Regions from separate parts of the Homo sapiens genome. Here region 1 is linked to region 2. Evidence: read pairs that join two places in POLR2A ChIA-PET (ENCODE). Cell type or tissue: GM12878. All regions are shown on one strand. Each heading gives the region's core, and the rest is flanking DNA. Links, peaks and the distances in the headings are about the cores only.

Region 1 (5,398 bases), core at 261-5,260, 120 kb before region 2:
TTTCAGATTTGAAGTCATTCCCGCTGATGGCAGGGCTGTAAGACCTTAAATAACTCAAGCATGGCAGCAGGGCACAATGGAAAGAGCATGGATTTGAAATCCTGCAGACTGGAGGACAAATTCTGTCTCTGCTACTTACTATGTGGCTGTGGATAAGCTGCCTCTTCAAAACTCAGTTACCGCATCTCTAAAATGATGATATCATGACTGTTATAAAGTTGTTGAGAGAAATAGAGATGATGCCCAAAAAGCAACTAGCTTGTAGTAGTCTCTTAAGAATCAGTCATTATGATGTGATCATAAGGACAATGCTATACAGGATTCGAGTGTAAAAATCTAAGTCTCCTTTAATTGAGATAAGGAATCTGCATCCAGGGCCCCCATGTCAAGTGTTGGCATCATTTAGAAAGGTACAGATTATTTCAAGTCCTTTGCTATTTGTAGTTTCAGCACTGTATATGGCATGTATTATAAATCAAGTCAATGTAAATGTTAATAACCTCTCTATTTTCTGGATACAGATTTCCAGCACTTGTAGCAAACTAAATATTTCTGCATAGTCTATTTTATGGCAGAAAATATAATTCTACCTCTGCTGTTTAATATCTTCATATGGGTTTACGTAACTATACTTAGATTCATATTCATTTCCAGGAAAGAAGATATATTTTAAATGAATTCATGATTTTTGGACTGCTTGGGAATCTATTTTGATTCTTTGTTAGGAGATTTTCATTTTATTCATGCCATGTAATCTACTGAACTGATTAGTCATTTTCATACTTTTTGGGATTTTTTCTCTTTTATGCATGTAGAGGTTAAATGAAGAAAAAATTCTAAACTTGTTCATATTATTTTAATACATGAGATGGTTTATATAAAAAGAAATTAAAGTAGCTTAAGTTTTGAAAGGTTGAGGGACTATTTCTGAATTTTTACTCACTTATTCTGATCATTTGAATTTTGATCTTTCTTTGTTGCCTTTTACCTAGGTTACTTGTTGGTTTCAGAAAACTATAAGAAATTTACAGGAACAAAGTCTAGGTTCATCACTTTCAGACAATGAGGATCGAATTCATAAGCAAGAGGAACTGATAATAAAAGCAAAGGTAAGAGATATATTAGACACACTAAAAATAATTGAAAAATGCATTAACTTTTCTTGAATATACTTCTGTGGGTAATTTAGAGGAGAACTGAGAACTGTCTTTGATTAATCTACTGTTCATGTAAAAAAATATCCCAATAACATTAGCAAATACCACTGTGCATTGACAGGGCTTCCAGAATAATGATAAACAAATTAACAGCTTCTACAACAATAACTATATTTTTCTGAATAGTTACTATGTGCCAGGCACTATAGTATGTATATGAGATCCATTATCTAAATTATCATAAAACCCCTAAGGGGGAGGTATTATTTTCTCCATTTTATGCATCAAAACAAATAAAACAAAAAGGCTTGGAAATGCCAAGTCACTTGACCAGTGTAATATATCTTGTCAGTGGCAGATTTGAAATTCAGTTCTAGGTTTTGTCTAATACAAAGGCCCAAGCTCTTAAACATTATACATTTTAGCTTTCTAAAAAATTTTTTTTCTACACTGAGATGTCACTATGAGTCATCACTTTTATGACTTCCAGATATAATTTGATTGCTGTTCCAATTTACATGTCTTTTGCTCTTTAACTTGCTTCAGATTTCTCAGTTTTACAAGAAGTAATGGCTACCAGCCAGGCAGCCACTTATAGGTATATAGAATGCATTAAAATGCAAGCATGAAGTGCTGAAAGCAAGATGAGTAAAGCACCAGTGTTTTGGTTGACCTTCTCTCCATTGTGTCTTGTTATTTGAAAATCAGTGCGTTTATACATCTGGGGGTCTGTAAATACTTTCCAAAATTCTTTACAGAGGCTCCATATTGATCCACAAGAAAACAGAAGTCCGTCATAGTAGATGGGATGGGAACAGTGAATAATCACTATCAAGATTTAGGGAACTTTGTATATTAATATTTTAGATTATGATAGTTGTAAGTAGAGCTAAGTCATAAAGCTCTAGAAAACAATGGGCCAACACTACTAGACAGTAGTTGAATACAGGCTAGACAAGTCAAATATTCACATGTCTGGGAGGTTAGGAGTAGGCAGGATGAGGATGGAGGCAGTAGATTGCATTTATTTAGACTTAAATCTTTTCATGGGGATCATGACACATTTGTTTCAGTTTCTTGCTTCTGTTTGAACACTCCAGTGTCTTGTAGGCATTCAAAGTCTTTGGTTTGAATATTTGATTGATAAAAGGTGCACTTACAGAAGACTGTTGACTAATAATGACTGATTATTTTTTAATTTCTTAAAATTTTTCAGCATTTGGTTTATCTGTTTAGGAGGTTAACTTTTTTCATTGAATTATATGGCAATTTATTCTGTTTGTATCAAACTCAAGTTTTATCAGTGAAAATTCTATCGAAAGCCCCAAATGCCAAGCACAAGAGATCACCAGAATTGCATAGGATGCTACTTCCTTTAATACCAAAAAAAGCAGTATATAGTGTACACATAATTTAGACATCCCTTGGGGTTATATTCACGATAAATTGTAGAGTTATGGTTTCCTCTAGCCCTGAAGACAGTCTAGAGTAGAATATTTGTTAATGTTTGACCTTAGTAGGGCACAGTTTTTCTCATAGTTTATAGCTCATATTTCAACCTCTGATGTCCATAAACAAAAAAGCATATAGATATTCTTTCCATCAATATTATTAAGTTGCAGGTATAAGGGATGTAAAAAATAATTTTTAAAAGACTATTTTTAGAGCAGTTTTAAGTTCACAGCAAAATTGAGAGGAAGGCATAAAGATTTCCCATATACACCCTGCCCCTACACATTCGTAGCCTCCCCCATAATCAACATCCCCATCAGAGTGGCGCATTTGTAACAATTAATGGACCTGCATTGACACATCATTATTACCCAAAGTTCATTGCTTATATTAGGGTTCACTCTTGGTGTTGTACATTCTATGGGTTTGGACAAATGTATGATGATATGTATTGAATGATTGAACATCATTGAATTATACAGATTATTCTTGCTGCCCTAAAACTCCTCTGCGCTCTGCCTGTTCATTCCTTTCCACACCCCCAACTCCTGACAACCACTGATCTTTTTACTGTCTTCATAGTTTTGCCTTTTCCAGAATGTCATGTAGTTAGAATCGTACAGTATGTAGGCTTTCAGATTGGTGTTTTTCACTTAGTAATATGTATTTAAGTTTATCTATATCTTTTCATGGCTTGATAGCTCATTCGTGTTTAGAAATAAATAATATTCTAGACAAGCCTGCATGACATAGGGAGATTCCATCTCTACAAAACATTTAAACGATTAGCCAGGTGTGTTGCATGCTACTCAGCTATTCAGGAGGCTGAGGTGGGAGGATGGTTTGAGCCTGGGAGGTTCCAGACAAGTATATGCACTTCCTTTAGGGTCCTGAACTACTCTGCATCTTGTGCAGAAGCTGAGTATTGCCCCATGTACTCAAGTAGTTTTCAAGCCAAACTGTTTTTGAAAAGTGAGGCATAGAAACCTATTTCTCTACAGCATCCCTGAGAGTAAATTTCTTTTCTTTTCCCTTTTTTTTTTTTTTTTTTTTTTTTTTTTTTTTTTTTTTTTTTTGAGATGGGATCTCTCTCTGTCACTCAGGCTGGAGCACAGTGGTGCAATCATACTCACCGCAGCCTCGAAATCCTGGGCTCAAGCGATTCTCCCACCTCAGCCTCCCGAGCACCTGGGACTGCAGCTGCACACCCCCATACCTGGCAAATTTTGTTTTTATTTTTTTTTTGTAGAGACGGGGTCTTGCTATGTTTCTCAGGCTGGTTATGAACTCCTGGCCTCAAGTGATCCTCCCACCTCAGCCTTCTAAAGTGCTGGGATTACAGGCATGAACTCTCATACCTGGCAAATTTATTTTCTAAAGGGGGAGGTTCGTTTATTTATTGGGATTTCTTTTTTTATTTATTTATGTGAAGCATTCTTTCCAATGTAAGATTTTCCTTCCAAACTATGGGTTGAGCTATAGAGCCATCAATCTTAAATCCATCTTTAATTACAAATTACAAAAATGTTGACTAATTATTTAGACTGATTCAGTCAAATGAAGATGAATGCTCACATATAACTTGTAGATACAAAAAGGTTCTAAAGATACTTGCCATGAATTTCAGACACTAGATAATTCACTGGCAAGATAACTGGCTATTAAGACTTCAGGAGTCTCCGAATCATATGGGGTTAGAGAGACCCCCATCAGTGTATATGCACAAGGGGGAGTGGTGCTTTATTCTGGGGTGATCCAGGACAGCTTTCTGGAAGGATGGGGTTTGAACAGATGGATGGAATATGAGTTGTTGGTTAGGAGGGGGTGGTCAAACCAGAATATGGCAGAATAAGGCAAACAGCAATCAGACCAGGCTGTCTATGATGAGAGTTAAAGTCCTCATAATGTGTAAGCCAGAGAAGAGAGGCTAAGGAGAGTTGTCTTAGAGGCAATAGACTTATCCACAGCCATTCTGTAGGAAAGAAATAATAATCCATGGTCATGACAGAAAAATAGACTTCCACAGGTTGGGAAATAGAAGAGATTCCTGAAGCAACGAGAGGTAGGCCTAGATGACCTCAAAACTTTCTTTAATTTTCAAATCCTGTAAAGGAGATAGGATGTACATTTCAGTATCAATTATGCTTGTTATATTGAAAGCAAGATGAGTGTAGAAAACACCTTTCCAGAGCTGGTTGAAAGGAGTAAGTCTGGGCGGGGGAAGTAGCAGTATTTTTTTAAAGTAGACAGTATCTTACCTTGGTATTCCCAGCACATTGGACAGTGCCTGATATGAAAAGGACATTTGATTAATGTCTGTGTAGTAAGTCTTTTACGTTGTGAAGAAGAAGCATCCTTTTAGGTTTTTTTGTGATTCCCTTGTGACTTTAGATAATCACTTAACCTCCTTTTATCTATCTATCCACCCAATATCTTTAAAAACATTTTTTTAGCCCTCAGAGTAGAGTTACACTTCCCTTTTGGTTTACCTTATTGTCTTCCCCTTTATTCTCTCTATCCCTCACATTCTCATTCTCACAGGGACCTACTCTAATGGGCTCAACATATGTCTTTAGACATAGTCCTATTTCTAAAATACAGAGTTACGTGTTTCCATTTGCATAAATAGAATGAAGCCATAGATCTCATATTGTTTTTTGCCATAACACTGTTTGCATCTAGTTTATACAGTTCTTTGTGTTCTTCAGTATGCTAATTTCTAGTTGCAATGTAAATTTGGAAAGTTGTATTACGTAGATGATGTTCTACTTCTATCCTTCCTAACTTAT
Region 2 (5,398 bases), core at 308-5,307:
CTTTAATTTTAATGTAATAACAACGTCATAACATCATAAATCTTAGTTGAGAAGCAGCTGTTGGTTTTTTCAATCCATTAGTTATGGTATTTCAAGCTTCCATAAAAGTACTGAATCTAGATCTTTAAAGATGAATTTTTCTAGCTCATATCTTAAGGTTACTAAAGCATACATGATTACTGCGGGAACAAATGTTTTGTGTGTTTATTTCTTTTTTATTGCTAATGGTTTATATGCTAATAATAAAATGTATATTAAGTCTACTAAATACCTGGAAACAACAGAATTTGCTTGCCTGTTTCTTAGCTTTACTGGGAATTCCTTAAAGTATAATTTGACATTAAGTTCCTCTAAAGGTAATAAATTTAATCTGATTATCTCATTCAAACTTTTGCAGATAGAGGATGCTTATTCTTATATAACTATTGACTCAAAATGCACTTAATAAATGAAATTTCTCCAACTCAGAGAAAAAATAATCATGGTGGTTAATATTTAACCACCATTAACGTACACCAATTAAACATCCCATTGCAGAGTAGTGGTTTGTTTTATGGAAGGATAGTAATCAAAGCAAGTTAAGACAGTTTTCTGCAGTCAAATGTACTGGCTTCTCATTGTGCTATATTCCTTTTCATATGTGGACACATGGAGAAATATTTCTTTTTCCACCAATCTGAAACTTTGCAGGTTGGCTCAAACAGACTCCATATACAGTGCAAAGATTACATGGTTATTTTAATAACATTAACAGACATATTTGAAATCAGAGTATAATTGATATTTAAATTATATGACACTGGCTGTACATGTTACTGAAAATAAATTACAATCTTCACTTTTGTTTTAAATTTCTAATGATGGATATGCCTTTATATGTCTGATATAAACATTTCCATTTAGAGATAACATAGATGAGATAAACGGCCCTCCATTGATGTTGCCCTGAGAAACATAGGGCCATCTGAATCCTTTTTAATTGGGTAAATGTAGGCTTTTTGTTGAGGTTATCATGTACCTTTATGCAAGTAAATTGAAATCCTAAATATTGCTCATTAAAATAGTGGAACACTAATTTTATAAAATGTCATGCTTTTGAGCCCATTCTCAATCTTGTATTCATAGAGAAGGGAGCACTTGTTTTAAAGAATTGGAGTATTCTGTATTACTCCTCTTAAAATGTTACTATTTGGAGGAGCTAAAGACCAAAATTCTTTTTTTTTTTTCAGGAGGGATTTTTTTTTTAATTATTATACTTTAAGTTCTAGGGTACATGTTCACAACATGCAGGTTTGTTACATGTGTATACATGTGCCATGCTGCTGTGCTGCACCCATTAACTCGTCATTTACATTAGGTATATCTCCTAATGCTATCCCTCCCCACTCCCCCCACCCCACAACAGGCCCCGGTGTGTGATGTTCCCCTTCCTGTGTCCAAGTGTTCTCATTGTTCAATTCCCACCTATGAGTGAGAACATGCGGTGTTTGGTTTTTTGTCCTTGCGATAGTTTGCTGAGAATGATGGTTTCCAGCTTCATCCATGTCCCTACAAAGGACATGAACTCATCATTTTTTATGGCTGCATAGTATTCCATGTTGTATATGTGCCACATTTTCTTAATCCAGTCTATCATTGATGGACATTTGGGCTGGTTCCAAGTCTTTGCTATTGTGAATAGTGCCACAATAAACATACGTGTGCATGTGTCTTTATAGCAGCATGATTTATAGTCCTTTGGGTATATACCCAGTAATGGGATGGCTGGGTCAAATGGTATTTCTAGTTCTAGATCCTTGAGGAATCACCACAGTCTTCCACAATGGTTGAACTAGTTTACAGTCCCACCAACAGTGTAAAAGTGTTCCTATTTCTCCACATCCTCTCCAGCACCTGTTGTTTCCTAACTTTTTAATGATTGCCATTCTAACTGGTGTGAGATGGTATCTCATTGTGGTTTTGATTTGCATTTCTCTGATGGCCAGTGATGATGAGCATTTTTTCATGTGTAAAAACCTAAATTCTAATCCTAGCTTTGCTACAGAAGAACTCTGAGGATTTAGGCCACTAAAATCTTTGACCCTCATGTTCCTTGCCTGTGAATTATGGTGCAAAATAGACCATTTCTAAATGTGCGTCTAGCTCTCACTGATCTCTAAGGGGTATTAAACACACAGTGTGTTCTTGATTTTCTCATTGGAACAGGCAGGTGATATTGCCAAGCACTTGGTGTTTGGGGCCAAATGATCAAGAGAACAGTCAAGGTTTAGAACAAAATTTAAAGGAAATTTCCTGGGAAGCAGAAGACAGATAAGGTAATAATTTTGTTTGCTCAGAATAGTGTACTTTTTGGCAGTCATAACAAATTCTATTTATTCAATAAAGAAAAAATATAAATATATATATGATTGTAGGACTTCAAATATGGTTCACTAAAAACTTGGTATACCCAAACAAATAATCAGGCTCTTATTCACCCCCAAAAGTCCCAGGCTTAAAGCCCTTTCATGCAGTTGTGGCTTTGTTGAGTGATGAAATAACTGGGAATATAGCTAGTTGATGAAAAATTTATTCCTATGTTAGAAAAAAGAAAGTCAGCATAGATCTTGTCATTCTCTAGACAAATGCAAACCTAGTTTAACATTTGTTTTGTGTCCAGTGAGTATTATAAAAATGCATAGTGGTATAATAGAACATAGAAAATAAAAAGTCACTTTGACATCTTTAACATGTGGAACCTTGAGGAACTTCATAGATAGATACCCTTATAAGACTGTAGCACTCTAAAAAGGGCTATCAAAATGTCCACGCACATGGTACCTGCTTTAATGAAGAGCTCAGTACCAGTTTCAGGCAATTTAAAAATCTTAGCCTTTATTATATAGACATTAAGTCAAATTATTTTTCTATTATGATCCCTTTTGAAATAAGCTTTAACACATTTCTAATGCTTTCTTCAGAACAGCTCATATGAATTAATAACTTTTTAAAAAAATTCTTTCATTTCAATTTAATCTGAAAACTTTAGATCTCATTCTCAGGGAAAAATTACTTTATTGCATGTAAAGTAATTACAAATAGAATATAGTTCACAATTTTCTTCCAAATTAAGCTTGAGCCTCAATAAAAATATTTTTAAATGCCCAACAATATTCAGTTATTATTTGCCATGTTTCTGTTTTCATGGGAAGATATAATATGTTTAATAAAAATACATATCTAAAAGGAGAATCCGATTTGTAAAATTATAAATTCTAGTTTTCAGTCAAAACCACCCTGAGCGTGAACTTATCAGAATCTTGTCTGAGTAACTACAACCCCTCCCCCAACCTTAAAAAAACACACCACAGCCCCACTCTCCACCGGTGTGGCCAAACCAAGGGAAATGAGAAGCAGGAATGTAGCTCACAGGTCAGAGCCAAATACGAAGAGTAAAAATAGTACCTTGAGCTTTCAGAACCACAGATTTTCAAAGTGAGCCAGAGGGCAGAGCAGCAGCTACATTTTCAAACAGAAGTAACTACATCTTTCTAATCAACTGCCGTGTTATGGAACATAAACTGCAGGAAATGATGGCTTAATGTCCTTTTATGTATCAGATAAGCAGGAGGAAGTATCAGTGGTGTGCTTTACTTAGTGAGAGAAGCTTAATAAATATATTTATTTATTTATGTCCTTTAATGCAGTAGAATGCTTTTCAAAAACCATTCAACTTGTGTGTACACTGACCAGAAAATGTTCTATATAAAAAACTGTATTTTGCTTAGGTTTTGAGATGAATGTTTCATGAGATATCTGTATATGTATTAAAATTATTTAAATATGAGGAAAATGTGGTATTTGTGGTGTATTTCTCTAAAGCAGGATTTTTCAACCTTGATACAAGGTTGACATTTGGGACTAGATAATTCTGTGTGTTTGGGGGGTTGTCCTATACACTGTAGGATGTTTAGCAGCATTTATGGGTTCTACCCACTAGATGTCATTAGCACCTCCACCCTCAGATGTAACAACCATGATGTCTCCAAATATTGTCAAATATCCCCTGGCAGAAAATCATCCCTGGTTGAGAACCACTATTTAAGGAAACAAGATAGCATAAGCTTGGTCAAGATTACACACTGGTGTTTTGTCAGTACAATTCAGAAAATAAAATCCAGCAAATAATGTGCTCTTCACAAAGCTATTTTACTGTTTCTTAATTATTGAAACTTTTTCTTATTTTTGTTCTTCTTAAATGGATTAGTTATCCTGGGTAGATTACTAAATAGTTTTAAGTAGTTGAATAAATTTGTTATGAGAGCTAAAATTCCTGACATACCACTGCCCTGACATATCAGCAAAATGATAATGATGATGTTCAATTAAATGTATCAAATAAAAGCCTGCAAAATTCAACAGACTGAAGTCTATATTCTGGAATTTGACAGCAAAAAAAGTTGTGTAGGTTATCATTTTTTGGCAAAAAGGCCCCTAAGTACACTTGCAATCAATGGCTACATGCGTAGTTCCAAATGTCGTCTTTATTACTTCTGTTTAAATCTGTCTCTAGAATAGTCTCCAAGAATGTAGCTTTTTTACTTTGGAAACTCTTACTCAGACAGATCCCCAGTAAAGCTTGGTAATTTAGTAGCTTAAGAACAAGTTCCTCCTTCTGTCTGCCCTTCTTTCTCCCTTATATGTGAGGAAAGTGGAATTTCACAAGATGACTCTATTCAAGAGTCTTGATAAAAGTCGCCTTTACAAATGCTTTTACACTGTTTTGGGGAGTGTAAATTAGTTCAACAATTGTGGAAGACAGTGTGGTGATTCCTCAAAGATCTAGAACCAGAAATACCGTTTGACCCAGCAATCCCATTACTGGGTATATACCCAAAAGAATATAAATCATTCTGTTATAAAGATACATGCCCATGTATGTTCATTGCAGCACTATTTACAATAGCAAAAACATGAAATCAACCCAAACACCCATCAATGATAGACTGGATAAAGAAAATGTGGTACATATACACCATGGAATGCTATGCAGCCATAAAAAGGAATGAGATCATGTCCTTTGCAGGGACATGGATGGAACTAGAAGCCATTATCTTCAGGAAACTAACACAGGAACAGAAAACCAAACACCACATGTTCTCACTTATAAGTGGTAGTTAAACAATGAGAACAGATGGACACAGGGAGGGGAACTACACACCTTGGGGCCTGTTGAGGGTTGGGGGAGGGAGAGCATCAGGATGAATAGCTAATGCATGTGGGGAATAATACTTAGGTGATGGGTTAATAGGTGCAGCAAACCACCATGGCACATGTTTACCTATGTAACAAACCTGCACATCCTGCACATGTATCCTGGAACTTAAAATAAAATTTTAAAAAGTCACCTTTATGGGTT

Evidence for each region. ChIA-PET counts read pairs that join two places held together with the same protein. Peaks named below come from ENCODE experiments on the same cell type or tissue, not always from the same donor. Only the 100,000 strongest peaks of a DNase experiment are listed, where the experiment ranks them.
Region 1: POLR2A ChIA-PET joins it to region 2 with 5 read pairs; 2 of 35 experiments call an interaction of 5 or more read pairs at or near these places.

Annotation. Positions count from the first base shown.
Region 1 is chr2:178,940,246-178,945,643 of GRCh38, reverse strand. It overlaps CCDC141 (coiled-coil domain containing 141), which reads left to right. Exons shown (of 24, transcript NM_173648.4): 6 at 993-1,109. Among named protein-coding and RNA genes, the nearest start is that of CCDC141, 110 kb to the left of the region's middle. In GM12878, for the core only: no CTCF peak of the experiment used is centred there; no DNase peak of the experiment used is centred there.
Region 2 is chr2:178,818,258-178,823,655 of GRCh38, reverse strand. It overlaps a transcript of CCDC141 not described here. Among named protein-coding and RNA genes, the nearest start is that of TTN, 14 kb to the right of the region's middle. In GM12878, for the core only: no CTCF peak of the experiment used is centred there; a DNase peak (open chromatin) is centred at 3,395.